Regions from separate parts of the Homo sapiens genome. Here all the other regions are linked to region 3. The links are chromatin loops, found by intact Hi-C in ENCODE. Cell type or tissue: heart left ventricle. All regions are shown on one strand. Region 1 overlaps ELOVL5 (ELOVL fatty acid elongase 5). Region 2 overlaps GCLC-AS1 (GCLC antisense RNA 1). Region 3 has its middle 10 kb from the start of ELOVL5. Region 4 holds the start of LOC124901332 (a long non-coding RNA gene). Region 5 overlaps GCLC-AS1 (GCLC antisense RNA 1).

Region 1 (5,000 bases), 65 kb after region 3:
TTTTTTTTAATTTTTAATACTTGAATTTTTTTTTACTGTAGATATGAAGTACTGTAAAATAATAATTGATAAAAGTAACAAGCGGAAAAAACTGTCTTGTCACTGTGGCATTCTGTTCCCTGATATGGCTCTTCCTTGTCTTACCTCAAGTCCTCAGTTGTTGCCCAGACAGGATCTCTTCCTGTCTGCCACCTCTCATTCCAGTTAGTTCCACTTTTTTCCCCACTGAGATTTCAGCTTCACGGAAAGAGTTTTTATGGAACTAAGAAAAGAAGTTCAGAAAACTGGCACTTCATTTATAAAGTGAACTCACAGAATTGTGTCTTTCCTTTTGATCTTCAAGTTAGATCTAGCACAGAAGTCACTTCTGTGAATTAAATTCTTTTAACCTAAGGAACTGAACTTAACCTTGTCTGTAGCATATTCTTTGAAAAGAATTTATTCTTTTATGAAAAAATACTGTATAAAAAACATTTTGAGTAGAGATTAATCAGTATCTTTTTTTTTCTTAATAGGTTTTCAAATGGAACATTTTGATGCATCACTTAGTACCTATTTCAAGGCATTGCTAGGCCCTCGAGGTAAGGTGGTTTTTGGTTTTGCTTACCTTCTGCAGCATCACTCCCTGCCTATAGTCCCTTGTAAATATTGCATGAGGAGATAGTAGAAAATGTTAGCATTTTCTATGATAAGTCTAAAACTTTATCCTGGATAACAAGGAATTTGGAGAAGTCTCTGACAGAGACACCTGCTGTGGGTGGTCCTCCGTTGACTTTAACTGGAGTTTAAAAATATGCTGTAAAGCTTGTAGCCTGAGAATACTATAGATTTCACCATTATCAGTGGCATTTTTTTCTCAATTCTTGGCAGTCTTTAAGAAAAACTAGTTTCCAAAATGCAGTGTTGCAATAGGAGTTTAAAACCTTTCCCCTTTTACAATTTTAAGGGCTTTTTAAGGTCTTCTCATTTTGTATCATGTTAACTCACTGGTAAATATGCACCTGAACCTTACTTGCTGTATCTTTTAGAAAGTAAATCAGCTTCATATTGCCTTCTTTTGATGTCATCTGTAAAAGTCTTTTAAAGTCTTTTGTATAAAGAACTTCTTAGGCTCACAGAAAAACTAGAAATGGCTTTTAAACAGACAAAAAGAATCTCAGTTTCTCATGATTTTTAAAACACAAAAGAAATAACAAAAGGACTTAGTCTATTAACATGGCAGAGATGAAATAATAGGTTTCATGTCACCTATGATAATAGTGATAATAGTGAAGGCGTGGAGAAAGAGTACAACCTCTCTGAAAGGCTGTTTTGCCTTCTGTTGGAATTAAAATGCACATGCCCTTTTGCCTAGCCATTCTACTCCTAATACTTTATCCTGTGGCTAGCCTTGATTAGTTATGCAATGATACATATCAGGATGCTCATTACAGCATTGTTTTTCAAGGAATCATCTGGATGCCTGTCAGTAGGGGAGAGGTTCTGTAAATTAGTGTATGGCCCATTGAAAAGAACAAAAAAGAATAAGTTAGATCCATCTGTATGTGCTTGGGTTGGGATAGTGCCTTACTTTAGCTGTAAGGGACAAAAAATCCAACTCTAAATGGCTAAAATAATAATAATAATTATTAGCTTGCATTACCAGGTGGAGCAATTCCGTAGTTATTTCAGGGACTGTATGATGTAACCAAGGATCCTTGTTCTTGTCATTTTCTACTTTGCCACTTCCAGGTATCAGCAGCTCTGTCCTCAGAATGGGTCCCCCACTTCACACAGTTGTAGGATGGCTACAGCAGCTCCAAGCAGCACATTCAGAGGAAGAAGAAAAAATGTTTCATTTGTGTGGTTTTAAGCATAAAGAAGTTGTTTCCCAGAGCTCTTTGCCAGCTGTCATCCCTCAAAACTCACTGGCCACAATTGCTTCACATGCCCCTGCCTGAACCAGCCACCAGAGGGGGTTAGGACCACCACAGATTGACTAGATCCTAAGGATTCTCTACCTGGGGCTGGAGTTCGGGTCAGGTGCCCGGGAAGCACTGTGCGGTGTGGGAGGATGAATATGTGCCAATTTGGAAAGATGAGTATTTGTGGGAAAATGAATAAAGCAAAGTGTAAATCAGAGGTTTAAGTTAAAATAGGGAGATTTGTGTGTATTTATTGTTTGTGATATATATGTTCATACAAAATAACAGTCTGATGTTAGTTGCTAAGTGGGAACTGGTTTTCTTAAAATTGACAGCCAAGGCCCAAAGCTGAGAACAAAAGGTGTTAAGCATCCCCTTAAAGTCCCTGGGGCCAGCCATTTCCCTGAATGACTTCTAAGCACAACCAGTTCTGCCGGACTGACAGTAACACCCTCCGTGACCATAGCATAACTAGTGGGGAGGGTGTGGAGGGCATGTCCCTCTGAAGCCAAAGCAAGCCAGCCATGAGAGAAATGCTGGGAAAGTTTAGTGTGTACAGTGCAAGAAAGGAAGACTGACTGACAGTTCCCCACGTGGACATATGCTTTATTGAGCCTGTTCTTGTTCTGTGAAATCAAGGTGAAAACGACTGGAGAGAGTAGCAAGATGGTCCAGTCTGGGAGGGGTCAAAGAAAGGGCAGAGCCGGGTGTGGTGGTTCACTCCTGTAATCCCAGTACTTTGGGAGGCCAAGGCAGGTGGGTCCCCTGAGGTCAGGAGTTCCAGACCAGCCTGACCAATATGGTGAAACCTGGTCTCTACTAAAATTACAAAAATTAGCGGGGTGTGGTGGTGTGTGTCTATAGTCCCAGCTACTCTGGAGGCTAAGGCAGGAGAATCGCTTGGACCCTAGAGGCAGAGGTTGCAGTGAGCTGAGATCACGCCACTGCACTTCAGCCTGGGCGACAGAGTGAGACTCCGTCTCAGAATAAATAAATAAATGAATAATAAAAAAATTAAAGAAATGGCAAAGGCTGTCCTCCCAACTGCTGCTTCTCTGAAGACGCAGTAGGTGAATGCTGCATGTGCCTCATGTTCTGGAGTTGTGAGCCTTGGCGGGTAGTTAAGATTGAGGAGCCACAGGTTTTCGGGGAACATCATAGCAGGGTTCAAAGGGGAGCATGCTTTTCAGAGGTAGCTTCCTGGGGTCAGCCAGAGTATGAAGCTGAATCTTTCAGGGGACACATAACACTTAGGGGCTCTGGCTGCCAAGGAGTTTCCCGCCATCCAAGAAGAGGTTGTCAGTTTGCTGCTGGCGGCTGACCTGTTTCCCTCTCCCTCCTCCCTGCCTAAGAAAAGGAATAGGGGCAGGAGAGGCCCTTCCTATACCAGTATCTCCTCTGGATCCGCCTAGGTCTTCGCTCTCATGCTACTACTCCTCAGTTTGTTAAATACTGCCCTTTAAATAGGCATTTATCTGATCATTGCTGCTTCACCTTCATGTTTTGTTTTGTTTTTATTTTCATTTTTGAGACGGAGTCTCACTCTGTTGCCCACGCTGGGGTGCAGTGGTACGATCTCAGCTCACTGCAGCCTCTTCCTCCCAATTTCAAGCGATTCTCCCACCTCAGCCTCCCAAGTAGCTGGGATTACAGGTGTGCAGCACCATGCCTGGCCAATTTTTATATTTTTAGTAGAGATAGTGTTTTGCCATGTTGGCCAGGCTGGTCTTGAACTCCTGACTTCAGGTGATCCACCCGCCTTGGCATCCCAAAGTGCTGGGATTACAGGCATGAGCCACCACACCCAGCCCTTGTTTTGTTTTTAAATCATTGTCCTCTCTGCTGTTGACCATTACACTCATAGCAAAGGCTGCCTTTCTAATTAGTGCCAGTTTCACTAACGTGGCTAAGCAGCACGTTTTCTGAGTCTGCATGTGCTGGCCACACTTGCCGACTGACACACAGCTGAGATGGAGGACTTCAGAGTTCAATGACTGCCATTTCTTGGGTTTTATCACCCTATGTGTAATCTGGTATACCTGGTTAATAAATCCAATTAATGGGAAGTGTAGCCTTCTCCTTGTTTTCTTCTTAAGTTCTTTGGAAAGAATATTTGTATTATTATTTTACTGAGCAAAAATCATGAATAATACATTGTTATTCAGAGCATGTAACAAGGAGCTTCACCTTGTTTGATATGTATTGAAAATCCATGCCTCCTCTCCTGATTGCTTTATTGGAATTAAGAACATGAATACCAGGTGACTTTTATATCATCATGGTTAGAGAAATTTTTTCAACGTTTGAAAAGTTGTGAATGTTTTTATATATCATTAATTTTTTTTAATTTTTCAGATACTAGAGTAAAAGGATGGTTTCTTCTGGACAATTATATACCCACATTTATCTGCTCTGTCATATATTTACTAATTGTATGGCTGGGACCAAAATACATGAGGAATAAACAGCCATTCTCTTGCCGGGGGATTTTAGTGGTGTATAACCTTGGACTCACACTGCTGTCTCTGTATATGTTCTGTGAGGTAAGTCAAAGGTTAACACAGTCTTCCTTTCACATAAATGCACTCATATTGCTGTCCTAAATTGTATTCCTAAATGAGGAAAGGTGGCCGCTTGGGGTGTAGAGACAACTGGGCAAGCAAGTATCTTAATGCGTTATGAGTGTGTTTTAAAATCGATTTTTCAAAATGTCAGAGTTGTTTGTACAAGTATGCCTTCTAGAATATCTAAAATAGAAGCCTTTGTTATTGATTCTTCTATTATGTTTCGTATGATATTCAAAATTAAAGTATTTTCAGAAATACTCTCATGCAAGCAAAATACAGAGTGGAAAATGAACAAAATGTGAAAAACACATGTGAAAGCATTTTATTATTAAGCATCTAATAAGTGCCTGCTTCTTGTTTGAAGGTAGGGGAGGAAGGAAGTGGGTGGCACTTGTGTTTGGTATGTTTTGTGGCACATCACCCTCTCTGATTGGATAACTTGTCAAATCTCAGTTGTTTTTTAAAAGCTAAGAGGAGTGTGACTGGTGAGATCTGCATTTAGGTTTTGAATTGTCTGTCTGAGTTCAGG
Region 2 (5,000 bases), 130 kb before region 3:
ATACCAAATGCTGGGAAGGACACAGGACACCTGATTACTCGTGTGTTGCTGGTGGGGATATAAAATAGTACAGCCACTCTAAGAAACAGTTAGGCAATTTCTTATAAAACTAAATGTGTGATTACCATTCGACCCAGCAGTTGCACTCTTAGGCATTTATCCCAGAGAAATGAAAGCTTATATTTACACAAAAGCTGTATACAAATGTTCACAACAGCTTTATTCCTACTAGCCCAACACAGGAAACAACCCAGATGTCCTTCAAGAAGTGAATGGCTGAGCAAATTGCAGTACATCTATCTCATCTAATACTACTCACCTATCTCATCGAATACTACTCAGCAACAAAAGGGAATAAACTAGTGATATCGGCAGCAATCTGGATGAGTCTCCAGTGAATTATAATCAAGAAAAAAAAAAGCCCAATACAAATTGGTTGCTAGAGTTTCAGGATGGGGCAGGGGGATACAGGAGAGAGGTTGGTGTGGTTATAAAAGGCCAGTTCAAGGGATCCTCATGAAAGATAGAACTGTTTGGTGTCTTGACTGTCAAGTGGAAACATGAACCTACAATGGTGATAAAATTGTATAGAACTAAATACACACACACACACACAAATGCATACAAGTAAAACAGGAGAAACTGAATAAGATGGGTCGATCTTGTCAATGCCAATATCTTGGTTGTGATACTGTACTACAGTTCTTCAAACTGTTTCCACTGGAAAAAAATTGGGTGAAGAGTACATGGGATCATTCTGTATTATTTCTTATAACTGTATATAAACCTAGAATTACCTCAAAATTAAAAGTTTAATTTTAAAAAGGTAATTATACAGGCACGAGAACGTATAAAGAGGTACAAATGTTCCCACCATTAAAGAGTTTATCATGGAGGCAGGGTTAGGAAGCCAGTGGTTTTAGAGATGGCAAAGTTTTGTTGATCACATTCAGGAGACGGTGTAATTGTACCAGATGAAGTCTGTACTCATATAATCATACCAGTGGACATTTATTGCACAAATCTAAATGCTTTCCATGTGGCATCTCAGTCTTTACTAGAACCCCTGCAGTAGGATATTATGATTGCCATTTTGCCAGTAATGAAACTAAAGCATAATCAGGTTAAGCAACTTGCCCATTTTTTTTTTCAATCCAAGACAATCCTGATTTGGCTAATCTTGACTGATATTTTGGTGCTTATATATAAAGAGCTCTGGATTATTTGTCAAAAGTCTTGAGGGGGTGGGCACAGTGGCTCATGCCTGTAATCCCAGCACCTTAGGAGACCAAGGCGGGAGGATCACTTGAAGCCAGAAGTTTCAGACCAGCTTGGGCAATATAGTGAGATTCCTGTCTCTGCCCAAAAAAATAAAAATTAGCTGGGCACAGTGGTGTGTGAGTGTAGTCCCAGCTACTCAGGAGGCTGAGGCGGAAGGATTGTTTGAACCCAGGGCTTCAAGGTTACAGTGAGCTACAAATGTGCCATCGCACTCCAGCCCGGGCAATAGAGTTAGATCCTGTCTCAAAAAAAAAAAAAAAAGAAAAGAAAAGAAAACAAAAGTCTTGGGTTCTAGTCCCACTTTACTGCTGATTAACATTTTAACTTGAAGAGTGATTCAATCACTCGGTTGCCCCACTTGAAAAAAAAAAAAAGCTGGAGTACATATCTAGAATCCTTACCACACGAACATTCTATATTTTTGGTTCTTTGACTCTAAAATGGTCAGCTTAAAAGAGTGTTTTCCATCCCTCTTTTGGCTGTTAGAGCCATCCCTGGTGACTTTACCCCTTTCCCCTGAACCTTTCATATGTTTATTGAGCATCCACTCCAGTTGTGCACTGGTGTTTGTTTTCACGGGGTTACTGGTACCCTCCACCCTCACCCCTCTTTCTCCCTGCAGAAAGCTTTTCTAATACTTTCAGCCGTGGTCAATTTCAGGTGATAGCAATGGTAATCATTTATTGAGTACTTACCAAATGCTAGAGACTGACACAGGCTATGTCATTTTTTCAATACCAAGCCCTGTGAAATGGGTACTATCAGACCATTTTTACACCTGTGGCTTAGAAGACTTAAATGTCTAGTGTAAGGGCGGTTGTAGTGGTAGGCAGAGGCAGGTCTCAAACCCTCGCCTACCTAACTCAGACACACTTGGCAATACTATATATCTCTTTAAGCCTTTCAGAGGATATGTTTTAGGAGGTGGATTGTTCCATTTTATATATATATGAACATGATAGACAGACAGATAGATAGATAAATAGATAGAGATAATTTTAAACGTGCTCACTTTCATTTATGAAAATTTACATTTGATAACTAAAAGAGCCTTGCAATTCCAGCATCTCCCTCATGGTGGCAGTAGAAGACTAAGTCATGTACACGCAGCCTCCAGCACCAACAACTAACCCAGAAGAAACCTCCTTAATAAATCAGCTTTTGGTCAAGATTGGTGTTACGTAAAATGCAAAATTAGGACCCTCGGAAGGGGAAAAAAAGAGTCTCAAGTATCTAGGTTATTGACCCCAGAAACAAAAGAAATTTGACAAACTTGCAAAACAGAGACAACAACTTCCTATGGGGGAAAAAAAAACAAAGCAACTACTTGTTGCTGCCCACCCGTTTAGTAACTGGCCTTGGTAGTCTTCCAGCAGCAAGCACAATAGCCTTGTCCACAGATGCTTTTCCCATTTCCTCGGTCCCCTTGAAACCAAGCTTTTGAGAACAAATAGTTTATTTCTCCTTTCTTAATTTGCTCTGAAGGTTTTTAACACAGCGATAACTGGCATATAGAAATTTCACATATTTTTCTTGATCACTATGGCCTATCAACCCCCGCCTGATGATTAAATGAAGGACGATGTATCCAAGGTTCTTAAAGAACTTGGTTGCAACGAATGAACACAAAAAACACCAGACAATAAACATGTATTGAATTATATCTGGGTACAGTAGACACCATTGGGCAGACTTCAGAATTAGCCCCCGGAAGTTTTGCTTTTGCTTGACTCTTGGTCATAGCTGATTGGACTAGAAGTGAACACCTGACTCAGGAGGAGGAAGTTCATTGGCTGACCAGGAGCCAATTAGGGTCTCTCTCTTGAGAACTCTGACTAAGAGACAGAGATGCAGGTTATTTAGTCCAGTTGCGGGTGTAGCATTAGACAGATATAAAACCCAAGAACTCTTGGTACTGAGGCCTGGTTGTTCAACTTTCCTCGGATTTTAGGGGGTGACCAGGATCCCTCCCAGCAAAGTATCATTTTTGTTTAAGCTTAATTTCAGTGGGTTATGTTACATGCATTCTCCATCAAAGACTCCAAGCCCTGTGCAAAGTGCAGTGAGGGCATACAAAGAATTTATGACATTTCCCTGCTCTCCTGGGTATGGGTAATTTTCCTTGCTGTAGAGAGAACAGGGTCTCTGGAATTCAACCCACCTTTGTGACCCTGTGAATGTTCCTTTTTTTCTCTCTCAGAGATTCAACTTTGTTCTCAGTAACATGGAAATGATAGCATCTGCCTAACAGTCATTTTGAACAGGAAGCGTCCCTCTGGCCGGGTGCCTCGTGCATGGCAGATTATCAGTAAATGTCAGCCTCTGCACTGCTTTGCAAGTAGGTCCTTTGGCCGCTCTCAAATGCAAGTCACACAAAGATTGTGGGAGTTTTTTTTTTTTTTTTTTAAATAGAAAATACATCATTCCTATAGAGAAAAAAATACAGTCACATTTAATAATGGCTGTTTAGACAGGGACAGGTTCTCTCGAGCCTCTGGAGGTGGTGGAAAGTGGAGGTGGGTCACTGATCCCAAGAAATAAGCTACAGGACTGAGGCCAGTTTCTGGAGAGGGGATGGTCACTCCTATATTTAAGCCAATAGTGAAGGTTAAGTAGGAGAGTCCAGAGGGACCCTTGAGCCCACTTGCTTGACAATATTGGTGCAGGACAAGTCTAACCCTCCTAACTGGGCAGCTGCCCCCTCCCAATAGTGGTCTCTCTTATGGAGAAAATTTTTACCCGATCAACTTATTCTCGTGAAGCACAAGGGCCTGATATGAACACCCCTTCTGTAGGCATTTTCAAAGAACTTAGTGAGGGTAACAGAAAGAAAAACCTCTATGCATCGAACTTCAGGCACCATCGGAGAAATGTCTTTTCTTAGATTGGCTTTCAAAGTATCTTTAAATCACCCTATTACAAATGGGGTATTAAATAGCCTGCTCTGCCTAGAGAAAAGGTTCCCAAGATTCCTTGTAGCTGCTGGGAAGTTACTGAAATCCTCAGTGACGTGTTTTGAAAAAGTGTTGACAATACAGCGGAAAGTTGCATCTGGCAGCTAACAAATATTTCTTGAGGGTCCACTCGATGCCAGGGATTGTTGCCCTGAAAATGCAAGGCTACCAAAACAAGCAGTTCAGGCCCTCAAGAACCCTGAATGTTCATGAGTACCCACCAAGTGTCACATAGAGCTTATGTCTCAGATGTTTTTCACAGTCCACCCCCCCAGGATGCATTTCCAAATTCTGTGGAGAGCCTAGAACTGTTTCCTCAAAGCCCTTTAGAGCAGTGAGGCACCAATATCTCTCTTTATTACTCCTTTTTCTTTTCTTTCTTTCTTTTTTTGTTTTTGTTTTTTGTTTTGTTTTGTTTTTTTAGAGATGGAGTCTCACTGTATTGCTTAGGCTAGTCTCAAACTCCTGGGCTTAAGCAATCCTCCCATCTCAGCCTCCTGAGCAACTGGGACTACAGGAGAGCACCACCATGCCCAGCTTTATTACTTCTTTTTAAAAAATAAAACTTTTTTTTAAAAGCAGAGAACGTGCTCATTCATTCTGCAGCTGGATCTTGAATAACTTTTCCACTTTGAGAGTTCTGACCCCAAAAACATTGCTGTCACTTTCCAGGTGTTCTATCCTTCCTTGGACCCCATAGCCTGGCTGCCCAGGTCAGACAAGTATGGAACATTTGTTTGTGAGGACAGAGACAGCCACTGGCAA
Region 3 (5,000 bases):
GTTACAAAAGTCATCAACTCACGTGACCTGGCACTTCAGAATCTCAAGGAACTCTCCTTCTACCTTTCATAATACTGGCATGAAAACTATGTACTTAACAGAGTTCTCAAAAAACACAACTCATCTCCAAGAGGTGCTAGTACTCGGCTAGATGCAGTTTTTAGCTAAGGACTCCAAAATCATCAGATTCCTTTTCACCTTCCATTTATTGTGGATTGAAATTTCATGATGTAAGGGAGAGAAGTATGGAAAGGGCCTGAGGCAGGAGAATAGGATCTGGAGGCAGGGAACCTAAAGCTGTTTCACACCAACTTCCTAGAACTAAATTAGGAGGCGGGGCGCAGTGGATCACGCCTGTAATCCCAGCACTTTGGGAGGCCAAGGCGGGTGCATCACGAGGGCAGGAGTTTGAGACCATCCTGGCCAACATAGTGAAACCCCGTCTCTACTGAAAATACAAAAATTAGCATGGAGTGGTGGCGCGCGCCTGTAGTCCCAGCTGCTCGGGAGGCTGAGGCAGGAGAATCACTGGAACCTGGGAGGCGGAGGTTGCAGTGAGCTGGGATTGTACCACTGCACTCCAGCTTGGGTGACAGACCAAGACTTTCGTCCAAAAAAAAAAAAAAAAAAAAAAGAAAGAAAAGAAAAGAAAACCCTAACTTTCCACCCCGAAGTAACAAGAGGATCAGAGGCTACTCCCCTTGACATTTTCTGCCAGGCAGTTGGAAAATTGGGAGTTAGCAACAAATCAGACCGATTGCGGGTCCAGTCTTCCTTTGCAACTTTGTAATTTCACTCCAGCCTCTGAATGGTTGTCTACAACCAATCAGACTGATTGCGGGCTACCACTTCATTTACATGAGGTGAGCATGAAGTGGCCAAAGGGAAACAAACCTCTAGAGGGTATTTGAACCCAGGCAGATTCTGTATCCAGGTCCTTGAGCCTCTGCCCTGGTAGCTCCTACACTGTGGAGTGTACTTTCGTTTTCAATAAATCCCTGCTTTCGTTCTTTCGTTGCTTCATTCTTTCTTTGCTTTGCTGGGCCTTTTGTTCAATTCTTTGTTCAAAATGTCAAGAACCTGGACAATTGCAGTCACGACCGTCTACCGGTGAGAGGCCCACACTTTGTCACTTACAAACTATGTATGACCTTGGCCAGATGAATCTCAGCCTGTTTCAACATCTACAACTGGTGGTAATACCCATCTATTCCTACAGACTTGTTAAAAGGATTAAATGATAAGCAGAAATATCTACCAAGACTTTACAAGCAAGCCAAACTGCTTTCTGTGCTTTTTCTTGTTTTTTGTTTTTTTGGGGTTTGTTTTTTTTTTTTTTTTTTTTTTTTTTTATGGTGAGGCAGAGGGAGTAACCTTTGGCGTCAACAGAAAAGCCACTAGGTTTCCTCTTCTTTTCTTCCCTGGTGAGTGATACTTTTTGGAAGATATCTCAGAAGTTTTTTAAAAGCTCATTTATGAAATATAACAAGACACATTTTCAATATCATGGAACTTAGGAGGATACAAAAAGCAAATATAATTTTAATCACAACAGGAGGAGTCTTTTATTGTTTTACCCCCACTCTCGGGCATCCTGGACACGCATTAACAGTCTACAACGGAGGGCTCATTCACGATTATAAAAGACTGTGAAAGATGAGTAACGATTTAAGGCTTCTCTCCAGAGGCCCTTCCCCAGCTCCAGGTTTAGGCTGAACTGCCCACGGGGACCATTTTCTTGCTGCCTAATCTCCCCCTCTTCTCCCGCCCCACGCGGTTCCACCCACTCGCGCGTCTCGGGACTCTGATGAACGTCCTAAACTCCAGCCTGGACGCTCTGGGCTCTGGATCTGAAGGGCGTGGAAGCACCAGAAGTCAAGGCCGCCTTCCATTCTTCCCTCAAGGCCTCAACCACCCTCCGATCCCAAGGTTGCGTGGTCCGGGCCGCACAACCCTCCTCTCCCTAGCTCAGCGCCTCCTCCACCCCCACCCGATGTCCCCAGGAAGGGTCAGCGCGGGGACGAGGTCTGGTCATTGCCCGGGAATTACCCGGCCCGGGAGCGAGCTCAAGGCGGGGAGGGCGCGAGCGTGCTCCTCGCGAGGCCCCGCCCCATCGCCAGATGCGGCGCTGTTGGTGAGCGGTGATTGGTGGGTGCAGCCGCGGAATGAATGGGGTGACCGCCGCGGGGGAGCGGGGCGGGCCCGCCGAGGGCGCGGGGCGGGCGAAAGGAGCCGAGTGGCGCAGGGCTGGCGAGAGGAGCCGAGTGCCGCGGGGGTGGCGGCGGCACCGCCCTGAGCCACAGGCAGTTAACGGTGTCCACGCCGCGCGAGTGGAGGAGGGGGCCCCAGGCAGGCCCTGGTACCCGCGCCTGGCGCGAGTGTGCCCACCGCGTTCCGGGAACCCAGAAGTGATGGTGGCCCTCAAGGGCCTGCGGTCAAGACTGGGGGAAGGGGTTGCAAAGGGAAGCCACGCCCGCCCCTCAGGCCGGTGACAAAGGGCGTCCCCGCCTCTCTGGATCCCTCCCGGGTTCTCGGAGCGCGATGTGCCAAGAAGGCCCGGCTCCTTTGATTGGAATTCATGTCTGGACACCCAGTTTTTTTCTGTCCCTACACCAATACCCCTTTTTGACTCCATATTTTAGATTCAGTCACTCAGGCCAGGTGGCTCACACCCCTGATTCCAGCGCTTTGGGAGGCCAAGGAGGAGAATCGCTTGAGCCCAGGACTTCGAGGCTGCAGTGAGCGGCGATCGCGCCACTGCGCTCCAGCCTGGGCGACAGAGCGAGACCCTATCTCGAAAAACAGGAAGAAAAAAAAGTGTGCGCACACTTTATGCCCGGCACACCCCAGTAACAAGGTAGACTTGTTTCTGCCATCCTGAAGTGTAATAGGGAAGGTAGGAGGTAAAAATGAGTAAACAGAACAACTACAGATTGTGCTAAGTGCTGTGGACAAAGTAAAGTAGTGGCTGAGGAAGAGGAAGTAGAGGAGAAACTGATTTTAGCCAGGTATGGGAAAGACCTGTCGTTTTAAAACGATGACTTCTCAATTGAGACCTGGGAAGAGGAGAGGTGAGCAGTTTTAAGAAGAGGGTATACAGCCTTTGCAAAGGCCCTACTGCTACAATGCCCTTTCCTCATCCTCTTTGACATGTGGATTCCCACAGCACTTTTTTTGCACTTCCTAAGGCACATCGCTTTTTGCCATATATTGGTAAAAAGTTTTATCACCCCAATTCCTAGCACATACCAAGTTCCCAAAGAATAGTCAGTAAATATGTACTCAGCATCCACTGACTTCTAGATTTCTTGCTATGTGCGGAGGATAATTTAACAAGTGAATTCATTCATGAATGAATGTTTTCTGAAAAGTAATTCTGTCTTTTTATGCCTGTTCTATGCATCCACTGTGCCCCCCCTTTATCCCTACTCCGTGTGAATTTTTCTTAACCACAACACAATTTTCTGGGCTTTCAGACTTTCACAGTCTAGTTTCTCCTTGCTTGGCTGATCTAATAAACTAATTGGGTCTACTCATTAGTGAACGAAAGTTCAATGCGTTATCCTCCCCATATAATGTCTGTGTTTTGGTTTGTGTTATAGTAAGCTGCAATACCTTAATTCAAAATAATAAATGAAGTGAGAAATTGAGGCACTTGACTACCCCCGAGTTGAGAAAATGTTTACTGATATCTGGGGGAAGTGGGTTGAGGAATGAGGGTTCCTTACCAGTAAGTTCCCTAATCAGTGAAGCAGCAGCTTAATTTGTTTTCAAAGTCGCTTGCCTTGACCTCTTCTTTTTGAAATTGGGCAACCTATACCCATATGTGTATATGTTTTTCATGATATGAGAAAACCATTTTGGGAAAGGTAAATTCTTGTGACCGGTATATTGACATAGTTATCAAACACTAGGCATACCTTGATTGTTTTGATAAGCAAAGTAAATAAACTTTATTTCAATTAGTCTGTGTCTGATTCTGTTGTAAAAAGTATTAACTATCCCTACATTACAGATTATTCCAAAATCTAGTGGTTTGGAACAACATTTTTTGCCTCAAAGTTTCTGCAGATGAGGAATTGGGGCATTGTTTGCCTTAGCAGGGTTCTCTACCTCAGGATTTCTCACAGACCGCAGTCAAGGTATCCACTGGGCCTGGAGTAATCGCAAGACTTTTCTGGGGAAGGATCCACTTCCAAGTTCACTCATGTGGTGATTGGCAGGATTAGTTCCTCAAGGGCTGTTAGATTCAGAACCTCAGTTCCCAGCTCCCTGTGGACAGGAGACCAACCTTAGTTCCTTGACATGTAGACAGTTCCATAGCACCTTCCTTCATCAAAGTACACAAAGCCAAGAAGTTACAGAGGGAGTGCCAATAAGATAGAGGTCACACCTTCTTTTCTAACAATCTAGGAGGCGACATTCCATCATTTTTGCCATGTTCTGTTATGAACAAGTTACTAGGTCCAACCCACCAGCATGAATATCAGGCGGCAAAGATTATTGGAGCCACGTCAGAATCTGCCTATCTTGTCATTAAAGTACAATAAACTGTGATATGAATTGGGGGCTCCAACATTTTTTTCTTGCACATCCTGAAACAGCCTGTGTCTTATTTGCTATCTTTATCATAAGGAAAGTAAATGGTTTTCTGGGAGTCTAGCTCAATAAACATTTATTGAATGCCTACTATGTACCTGTCACAGCATGCTTGAGGTGCAAAGATGAATGACACATATTCTTCACTTGACTTGGGGAGGAGAGGCAATAAGCAAACAATTACAATATTAATATTATAAATGATAAAAAGCCTGCACAGAATGCTTTGGTCATGGGGAAAGAAGGAAGGAACATATTGTTCTAAGTCACATTCAAGGAAGTAAAAGAGGTCAGGGTAGGTGAAGAGAAAAATAAAAAGATCATGTTTAGATTAAGACTCAGTAAAGGCCAGGTATGGTGGCTTATGTCTGTAATCCCAGCACTTTTGGAGGCCGAGGTGG
Region 4 (5,000 bases), 94 kb after region 3:
AACATTTTTGATTACCTGTGCCTGCATTTTACATTTTTTGTGCTGGCAATTCTGAAGAACTGGAGAAAAATCCACTTAATTCACTGTCTAGGAACTTACACAAATGGATATAAATAATTCAGTTAGGAAGGCCATATTATTGCTTAGTTCTCAATGAGGAAGGACCCTGCATAATAAGGCATAGTGGTGGTTCCACCCTAATGCTGTCCCCTCTGCCTCCTCCAGGTAATCCCACTAAAGGTTCCAGCTCTAAATATGCTCCTTTGTCCTTCCTCCCCATTGGCCCCAATCTCTCCCCTTACCCTGAGAATGTTAGAATTACTTTCCTAGGTCTAGACCATAGGTCTTCTGCAAAATTTTTTTCTGGAAAGAACCAGTTGGAAAATATTTCAGGCTTTGCAGGACATACAGTCCCTGTTGCAGCCACTTGACTGTGCCATCGTGGAGCACAAAAACAGCCATAGACAATATGTAAATGAATGGGCATGGCTGTGTTCTAATAAAACTTTATTTACAGGCTTGGAAAACATAGCAAGACCTCATCTCTACATAAAATTTTTAAAAATTAACTGGGCATGGTGGTACATACCAGCAGTCCCAGCTACTCAGGAGGATGAGGCCAAAGATCGCCTGAACCCATGAGTTCGAAGTTACGGTGAGCTAGGGTCATGTGACTGCACTCCAGCCTGGGCAACAGAGTGAGACCCCATCTCTTTAAAAAAAAAAATTACAAAACAGAAGGCCTGTGCCTATAGTTTGCTGACCTCTACTCTAGAGTAATGAGGTCCCCTCCCCTTGGACCTAAAGCTCAATCATTTTATTTGCCAAAGATCATTTTATGTCCCAGATTGTGGCCCTTCCCAGCGTACCCTACTTATTTTGAATTTACAGGTACATTCACGTCTACAACAGGAGAGATGACATGGATGGTCCATCTTCCTTCCATCTACTTCATACCATATGGTCCCCAGTATAGGCTCTTAGGTACTAAACTAGAAAGCACCTAAGAGCCAAGACTAAGCCTATACCGTTTTAAATGAGTGCTCATGAAAGTCATGTTAGTTGCTGAAATTACCTGCGGATGTGACTGCAGAATTGTCAGAACTCCAGAGAAATGTCACCTAAAACTGCATTTAGTACTTGGGATATTATCCAGAAGGTGTAAGAGGATTGTTGGGGAGTTGATGGGAATAAATTATATCCCTGTCTTTCCCCTCTAAGTTCAGAACAAATTGAAAAAATACTGGAAATTAGACCAGTAGGAATCAAAATAGCATGTGTCTTACTAAGAAGGCTGGATTGGTGAAACTAAGACCACAGTGTGGCTCTCTAATTAACCCTTGCTAATAACTCTATTAACCTAACTTACCAGGGCTCAGTAGCACACCAGTGGTTGCTCTGAGGGTTGGTCTGGTGATAAAGTGATTATTAAAATATATTAAATATCAGTCCTGGAATTTACCTACCTTAAATTGTAAACTCCCCTTGTGGCAGATTCTACACTGATGACCTTACCATGCCAAGAAAGTGTGCTTAGCTGCACCTCCCAAGCAGCAATCAAAGTCTTCCCTCCTCCCGTCAGAGAAGTGAGTGGATAAGAGGCGAGAGAGAGGGCAGATGTGTTCTGCTGTCCTTTTTCTTGTATGGAAAAGGGAGGATTCCCATTTCTCCCTCTATTTTTGGCAGCCTTGCTAATCATGTGAAGGGCATTGTAGACTAATATGAGAAGTACAACTTGGAGACCACATTGGCTGGGTTGAAATCCTACCTGTATGACCTTTTGGCAAGAAAACTTTGCCTTAGTTTTCTCTTCTGCCAAATAGGAGTAATGTTAGTTTCTATGTTACAGGGTCCTTGTAAGGATTAAATAGATGACTAATGATACTGTATATATAAAGCCTTTGGAACCCCATCTAGCTCAGAGTAAAGTGTAAGTGATAACTTCAGGATTGTAATCTCAACTCACCCCACTGGTCTCTTTCAGCTGTAAGCTATTGTTTCACTGTTATTTCCCTGGTTGGCTGCTCTAGTAATCCTATCCAAAAAAAGGGAAGGAAGTTATTTCGTGTGACATTTTCTTTGTTAAATCAGTGTTGAAAAGAAATCAGCAATTGTTAGGAGTCAAATGTTCACCGTCTATATTATTCCTGATTTTGCCAGAGTTTTACATTAAGTTCACCATTCTGGAGTTTTTAGAATCTACTTTGGAAAATAGGGCAGTGATTATCAGTATCTGGACTTCGTTCATTGTTTCCCTGGAGTTCTGACAACAATTCTGCAGTCATATCCACAGGTTGTTTCAGCGACTGACATGTCTTTCATGAGAACTCGTTTAAAACAGGTGTTTCCTGCTATCCCCTTATCACTCTTGGACTTCAAATCCTAACCAGGTTTTTCTTTACACTCTTTAATTTGGAAATGATTGTCCTCAGTGGAGCAGATGGAGCCAAATAGTGGTTGCTGTCAGTTTTTTGCTCTGCTCTTCAGCATTGCTTCATTGGCCATTAGTTCTTACTCCAGGCATAGATTTAAAACCTGCTTTTGTTATCCTTGACATTTTTGTAGTCCTTATCTTCTCTCTTTCTTCGGTATGTTTATGGCTCATGAAAAGAAAGTTCCTGGGCCAGTTTTTGCTATAGCTTGCAGAGGATGTCTGGATTCGACTCTTGATCAGATCAAGGAAGACTTCTGGGGTGGAAATTGTAGGAACAAGCAGTGCAGGATCCAGTGAATGGCTAATGTAGTGGTGACAGAGACCCAGTTGTAATGCTTCCCTTTCTCACATAATCAGGACTCTCCTGAACAGTACCTACCACCCTGTCTGTTGCCCCATTTATGTTACTCTGTTGGCCAGGCCTTTGCAGAATGTGACCTTGTTCACTGGGAGAGTGCTTGGTACAGAGGACTGAGCTAGGTGTATTGAGCAAACAGGGATCTGTGAGAAAACAACCGGCCCTCGCAGGAGCCTCTACTGAATTGGGATCAAACATACACACATGTGCCTTCTGTGTAAAATGGTTGTGGTGACTGCCGTAAACTGGTATAAACCAGCTACCATGAGAGTCCAGGGAGGGAGAACCCTTCTAGCAAGGGTGGGTAAGAAAAGCACTGTAAAGGAGTTGGCTTTTAATCTGAGCATTCAGAGACCATCTGGGTTTCAGTAGTTGGAGCCTGAAGGTGCTGGGAAGACAGCATTCCACATACAGGAACCAGTATGAGCAAATGCATAGAAGGCCCAGAGGGAGATGACACACTGCACTCGAGTGGATCTGTGGGTGAAACTGCTTGTTTTAAAAATGAGGTCAAGTGGGAAGAGAGTGGAATTTGTCTGGGTGTTCTCCTTGATGAAATGTGTAGAATGTTGTTCAGAGCTCCCAGAGGAAGTAGTGATTATGTGTAAAGGAACCATTCTGAGCAGAGCCTCCTGTCACTGGCCTGTGCCCTAGCCGTCCTGCTCCCATCACCAGCAGTGCCAGGGAGGAGCCAGAACATGATGATAACGAGAACCAGGACTCACATTAGTCTCAGTTATAAGCTGATGGAGTCTTCTGTCAGATAGGGCAGGTTCAAAGGGTACCTCAGACCTTTGCCAGAAAATTGCTCCTCACCAAAGAGATGGCATTTGAAATCTGAAAACGGGACCCCTGATGGGATGAGTCGGGATTGAAATCCCACATTGGCTCATAAACAAATATTTCTTAAATGATTGTGTCCACACATTCCTACTGGTGTTCTTTGTTCAAATAATGGGCATAGATGCAGGTTTCCCTTGGATGAATTTGACAATGTTTTAACCAAGCTACCACTTTTCAGCAAATTGTGTGCTTTCCCCTTGACAATGTTCCCAGTGAAACAGGTGCCTGTTTGTAGGAAAGCATCAGCACCAGGTTCCAACAACCTTGTGCCCTTCCCTGCTCCCCTTTTTTTTTTTTTTTTAAGATGGAGTCTCACTCTGTCACCCAGGTTGGAGTACAGTGGCCCAATCTCGGCTCACTGCAAGCTCCACCTCCCGGGTTCACGCTATTCTGCCTCAGCCTCCCGAGTAGCTGGGACTACAGGCACCTGCCACCACGCCCAGCTAATTTTTTTTTTTTTTTTTTGTATTTTTAGTAGACACAGGGTTTCACCATGTTTGCCAGGATGGTCTCAATCTCCTGACCTCGTGATCCGCCCGCTTCGGCCTCCCAAAGTGCTGGGATTACAGGTGTGAGCCACTGCTCCCAGCACCCTGCTCCCTTATTAATTGCTGTGGCTCTCAGTCCTCCAGGAAGGCTACATGGTTAGGGGTTGACCAAGTCCCAACTGCCTGCTGCCTGTGCCATTCCTGCAGAGCTCCAGCCCTCTAGGAGTACTGGGTTAAGTGTATTTTAAAACCAAGGCCAGGGCTGGGTGTGGTGGCTCATGCCTGTAATCCCAACAGTTTGGGAGGCCGAGGCAGGTGGATCACTTGAGGTCACGAGTTCGAAACCAGACTGGCCAACATGGTGAAACCCCGTCTCTACTAAAAATACAAAAAATTAGCTGGGTATGGTGGTGCACACCTGTAATCCCAGCTACTCGGGAGGCTGAAGCAGGAGAATCACTTGAACCCAGGAAGAGGAGGTTGCAGTGAACTGAAATCACGCCACTGCACTCCAGCCTGCCTGAGCGACAGAGCAAGACTCTGTCTCAAAAAAACAACAACAAGGCCAAATGTCACCCCATGATCTTAACAAGGGAACAGTCAGAATCCAAATCCTAAGCACACAAAGCTACTTTCTTAAGGGCAATGGGAGAGGGAAATTGTGATGGCCCCAAGCTAGAACCTAAATTACACCTTTACTTTAGAACTGAGTATAGAAGGATACATATCCTAGGGCACAGATGGGACACCTCTGTCGATGCTAGAAGAATTCTATGTGTGTTTGGAGGTGGCATAGCATACCTGTTAGAAAGGCTTTGCTATTTACTACTGTGGGACCACAAGCAAGTTATCTCTTTTCTGAACCTCAGTTTCCTCA
Region 5 (5,000 bases), 79 kb before region 3:
GGCAGCAGATAAATACCTTCCCCTTCTTTCCTTTAAAAGACTGTTCCAAGATAGGATTTCTCCATACGGCCTTTCTGAGCACATAGTGCCTGATCCAGGAAGTGCCCCCGCTAACAGACTTTGCCTCTGAGAGTGTCATCAGGAAGCAAAACACATTGCATGGTGTTGCTCCTTCTCTGCCACTATTCCCTGTATCTTTTCCTCCACTCTTGCTGCCCTAGAATTGCATGTCCCAGTTAAAATCTGGGCTTATACAAGTTGGTTTTGAAAGTTGGTTTTAAAAATCAATTATGCCAACAGCAGCAATTTAAAATGGTGATGTACACCTATATTCACTAACTAGGAAAGAGCTGCGAGTCATAACTTTGGAGGTAAGTTACACTTGATTGCTTCTAGAAGGTAAGAGTTTGAATAGTTTTCATTCTTCTTTTAGTCAGTATGCATTTATTGTTGCACGTTCTCCAGTGAATATGTATTATAGTTATAAACAGAATAGTTTTTTAAGAGCACAAACAGTTCTTACACTAAAATGTTGCCAAAGTTTTGACGCTATATAATTTATTCTAATGAAGAAATTTTAATAAATAAATATATCAATGCTATGTCTACATGGAAGTAATTTTTACATGTGTAAATAGATCCATACATAGTGTACAAAGTACATAAGCCATTTTTGAGGGAACTTTTATCAAATTAATTTCTTTTATATTAGACTGTCTACTGACAAACTGCTTTACTCAGCTTCCAGTTTCAGAAACAACATTTAATAATTGCTTATTCACAAAGAACAGCAGTCCCTTTATTCACTCAAAAATTTTTGGCTTACAGCCTTGTAGGCAGAGTTCACTGCACTATTTATAACTGTCCACACAAATTGGTCATAAAAGGATGGTATTTGGGGTTAGGTCATTCAGTTCCCTGCAGAACTCAGTAATAAACCTAGTAGCTACACTTAGAAATGCTACTTTATTATTTATATTTAGAGTTTTTTTCTATTTAAAGTACAACAGTTTATTTAAATCAGCAACTTATATTTGAGTAAAGCTTTTTTTTCTGTTTCCAGCAGGTAGTTTACTTAATATTCATGTGCAATATGAAATAGAAAGATTCCTGTTCTTGGAAGAAAAATCTATTAGAATCAATTTTCCCTAGTCGCTGATATATATGGAGTTTCCGTGCTTGGGCAAGTCCTTGAAAACAAATGCAGAAACAAACTTTTAAATCCTTTATAAACCCCCATCATGTGGGAATGATAATATATAATTACCTCACTTGTTAAATAGCTCTATCTGTTCCTCAAAGGTTTATTTAAATATTGTTCTTTCATGAAAGGATGTTTTAAAACAAAAATAGGGGGAAGGAGGGGAAATAGAAGTGCTCAATAAACAGGTTTATTAAGGGAAATTAAAAATCTTCGTGGTTTCATATATTCTACTGTGGACTATGAATGATGGACTTCGGTCTCGAGGTTGAATTTGGTTTTTAATAGATGTAAATTCAAATATTTGGATTTTCTGGATCTAAAGCCAAAAACTTAAACAAATGAACATTTTAAAGTAATATTTGATTATTCTCTGAAAGAAAAGTAATTCTGCCTGTCTAATCCAGTAATTTACATAATTTAGTGATTTGCTTGTCGATAATGAACAAATTGCCCTTGCCCTAGTATATTACTGTAATGGTTCATTTTCATTAAGACGTCTGTGGCTGGGCACGGTGGCACATACCTGCAATCCCAGTACTTCAAGAGGCTGAGGCGGATGGATCGCTTGAGCTCAAGAGTTTAAGACCAGCCTGGACAATATGGCGAAATCCTGTCTCTAGAAAATACAAAAAATTATCTGGGCCTGGTGGCACGTGCCTGTAGTCCCAGCTACCCAGAAGGCTAAGTGGGAAGATCACTTGAGCCCGGGAGGTGGAGGTTGCAGTGAGCCAAGGTCGCGCCACTGCACTCCAGCCTGAGCAACAGAGTGAGACCCTGTCTCAAAAAAAAAGACGTCTGCCAACTTTTCAAAAAAGGGGTAAAGCTTTTTTTCAAGTGTGCAACCTAAACAGAAAAATGCGGAGTCAAATTAAAAAACACACTAAAAAAGAAAGGCTTGCCAAATTCTAGATTCAAATGAATTGGGAAATAGATGAGTCGATGGTTCATTACAGATGTGGTACCAATGTACAGAAGTAGTCTGAAAAAGATAATTATGAAATAAGCCACAATTGACTCTGAAAGGCCACTTAGGGTAGAGCAGAGAGGATGAAATGATCATTAAAATCAATGGTTAAGGCAAAAAACATCATCTTCTAACACACATTTCCTACACCTGGTGCTGTATGTAGTCAGAAGGGGTATGTGGATAACAATGTGAAATATGGAATAAAGAAAATAATCAATATTTCAAGCCTAATACCAATGAAATCACTGGTGTTCCCTCACTCTCCCAGGAACTGGGTTCCAGAGTTTCTTACACATTCTTCTTGCAGTACTAAGTGCTCTGAAGCTCAGGGTTGTTGATGCGTGCTCCATACGGCCTGTTCTCTTCTCTGTCTCCCAGGCTCTGCCCATTACCCAGTAGTGATAAAACTAAGAAAAAGTTTTCCATCCCTTCATGGCCTCTGCAGCCCTCACTTCTTGTGATTGGAGTCAATCTTCCTGTTAACTTTGTGACATATTCTTCCTCATGTCATTACTGTCATAAGTCTAGTCACTTCTAAGGATATTCTACTGCCCTCCTGAGAAAAAGAAAATTTTCTCCACAAGGATTTCAACACTTTTGTAAGGCCTCAGGCAAAAACTTGGCCCCATTTTGCTTGTTGCACCTGGTGCCACTAGATAGCGCTCTCATTTTATTCTTCCCAGTCTACCATCGTCACCAGTTTACATGATGCTTAGTCATACATCTGTCCATGGATACATAATAGCATTTTTCAGTGACCACCAGAGTCAGTAACTGTGCTCAGTCCTGGAAATTTAATGTCGAGCAAAGTCAAAACCAACCTCAGACCTTTTGGAACTTCCTTTCTAGGGAGAGGGGAGATATGGATCCAATAACCACCAAATGCATAATTAGAAACTATGTTAAGTGTTGTGAAGGAAAGGCTCAGAAAGCTGTTAGAGCATATATGAGGATACTCATCCATCCTGGCAGAAATGAGGGGTTTGTTCCAGGGAAGGCTTCCCTAAGCAAGTAACATTCATGCTGATATCTGAGTTTTCTATGCAAAAAGAAGAAAGAAGGTTTCAGGCAGAAGCAAGAATATGTGTTAACTCCATGACACATTCAGTAATGAAAGAAGGTTAGTGTGTAGGAGCTAAATACATCTGGAAACGTTGGGAGGTACTGAAAATCTACACATTCTGGCCAGGAAGTTAAGAAACAAAGCTGTTCAGCACCCTCCTGATTTTCTCAAATATCTCAGTCCTGAAACTGTCAACTTTCTCCATTCTAAGAGGCCCAACTAGGGGAGTCCTTGCTAAGCAGAACCCCCACCACTCCAGACAGATAGTATTGTGACCACGAAATCAGCTTCCTTCTGGTAGAGTACATCATGTGCAACTTTAAAGTTGCAATGTGTAATCAGAAAGGATTCTGACAGCAAAGGGTGGTGCAGTATCCCAGACTGGCAAGATCAAAGAGCTGTTACTATTCCTAGCCTAAAAGAGAATGGAGGGGGAAAAAAAAGCAGTTTTTAGAACTGGTATAGGTTAACTGTATGGAGAGGGCACTCGACAAGAGACACCACGTTTGATAAAAGAATCAGCCAATCTGTGATGGCCTCTTAGGGAGGCAACTGGGAAGAGAAAGAAACCAATCTGTCCTCCCACTCTCCAATCTCTTGTCACTGTTGGAACCCAACTGGAAGCCAGAGAGCAAGGACACCCACATGGGTCATTTTCCCAAGACATATAGCAGAATGTAAAATGGTGAACGGGCATACCCGATGGTAGTCAGGAGAGTTAAAGCATAGTGCCCAGTTTCAAATCTTAGAGGTGCCACTGAGAAGGGGCGTGGTCTTAGGAAGGTTAACTCATCTCTCCATGCTTCAATTTCCTCATCTTTAGAATGGAAATAATGCCAATAATACATTGGTTTGTTTTAGAGATTCATAAAGTGCTTAGAGTAGTGCCTGGCACATGGCTAGTGCTTACAAATATTCTTAATTTTTCTCTTAATTCATTTTACAGAAGAAACTGCAATTTAAAGAAGATAAATGACTTATTCAAGATCCCATTGCCAGAAGGGGCATAATCAAACCCAGAATCCAGGCCTTCTGGTTCTTGTCTTAGCACTGTTCTCTTCCCCAAGCTGTCTCTTCCACGCCCTTCTCCAGAATCACCACCATAATTATTACTGAACTGACTAATTCAGTGAGCACATTCTAAATTTCTTTCTGTTTGTTGGTTTATGGAATATTCACACTTTAAAAAATTTATTTTTTAAATAGGAAACTATTCCTCCTATTCTCTATAGCTTAATGCAAATAGAAACCTGAGCCCCTTCCTCACCCAGTTAACTTGGAATTATAGACCCTATCATGGTAAATGTGAGGTTGATGACAACGGGGCCTTTTTGGACTTCTCAGTGGAAAACTCTCAGCTGTACAGTCAACTTGGGAGCCTCTTAGGTTTTCTCATATACTCAAAGAAGAACTGAGGGATGACAGGTTAGATTTAACTAACTGAAATGCCTCAGAACAATTAATAACCCAAATAATTGGAATGGGTGGAACCAACCATCTTCTCGGTCTTAGGAAACATCCTACTAGAAGTTCCAGATCTGAGACAAGTATTCACAAGCTCACCCAGTGTTTATGTCAGTGGCCCTACCACACGATGAGACAACCAGGAATGAGATCTTAACTTTATCTTTGCCTCTGCTCTGTTGCTTGTTCCCCAAGTTCACCAGGTCACTAAGTCCTATATGTGTAAAGTAGCCAAGTAATTTATCATCTAAGTTAGGATGCTGTTGAGATAAGGGGGTAGTATTAACTATTACACTGGGAAA

What was found. Peaks named below come from ENCODE experiments on the same cell type or tissue, not always from the same donor. Only the 100,000 strongest peaks of a DNase experiment are listed, where the experiment ranks them.
Region 1: it touches region 3 in a loop (2.7-fold over the local background); 56 of 110 quality-filtered maps call a loop at or near these places.
Region 2: it touches region 3 in a loop (2.8-fold over the local background); 22 of 110 quality-filtered maps call a loop at or near these places.
Region 4: a loop joins it to region 3, with 2.1 times the contacts of the local background. A loop is called at or near these places in 3 of 110 quality-filtered maps.
Region 5: a loop joins it to region 3, with 7 times the contacts of the local background. A loop is called at or near these places in 12 of 110 quality-filtered maps.

Annotation. Positions count from the first base shown.
Region 1 is chr6:53,291,223-53,296,222 of GRCh38, reverse strand. It overlaps ELOVL5 (ELOVL fatty acid elongase 5), which reads left to right. Exons shown (of 8, transcript NM_021814.5): 2 at 516-581; 3 at 4,260-4,447. The coding sequence starts at 524. Among named protein-coding and RNA genes, the nearest start is that of MIR5685, 17 kb to the right of the region's middle. In heart left ventricle, a CTCF peak has its summit at 1,937 (motif pointing right); no DNase peak of the experiment used is centred here.
Region 2 is chr6:53,482,191-53,487,190 of GRCh38, reverse strand. All of the region lies in intron 3 of GCLC-AS1 (GCLC antisense RNA 1), which reads right to left. Among named protein-coding and RNA genes, the nearest start is that of GCLC-AS1, 53 kb to the right of the region's middle. In heart left ventricle, CTCF peaks have their summits at 2,144 and 2,358; a DNase peak (open chromatin) is centred at 3,570; H3K4me3 peaks cover 468 bases; H3K27ac peaks cover 1,387 bases.
Region 3 is chr6:53,356,634-53,361,633 of GRCh38, reverse strand. No RefSeq gene overlaps it. Among named protein-coding and RNA genes, the nearest start is that of ELOVL5, 10 kb to the right of the region's middle. RefSeq lists enhancers at 1,255-1,762, 1,763-2,271 and a silencer at 2,023-2,382. In heart left ventricle, a CTCF peak has its summit at 2,145; a DNase peak (open chromatin) is centred at 2,103; H3K4me3 peaks cover 2,386 bases; H3K27ac peaks cover 2,377 bases.
Region 4 is chr6:53,262,418-53,267,417 of GRCh38, reverse strand. It overlaps ELOVL5 (ELOVL fatty acid elongase 5), which reads left to right. Exons shown (of 8, transcript NM_021814.5): 8 at 1-14. LOC124901332 (a long non-coding RNA gene) reads left to right here and starts at 4,615. Exons shown (of 4, transcript XR_007059612.1): 1 at 4,615-5,000. In heart left ventricle, no CTCF peak of the experiment used is centred here; no DNase peak of the experiment used is centred here.
Region 5 is chr6:53,435,604-53,440,603 of GRCh38, reverse strand. All of the region lies in intron 1 of GCLC-AS1 (GCLC antisense RNA 1), which reads right to left. Among named protein-coding and RNA genes, the nearest start is that of GCLC-AS1, 6.6 kb to the right of the region's middle. In heart left ventricle, a CTCF peak has its summit at 2,811 (motif pointing right); no DNase peak of the experiment used is centred here; H3K27ac peaks cover 314 bases.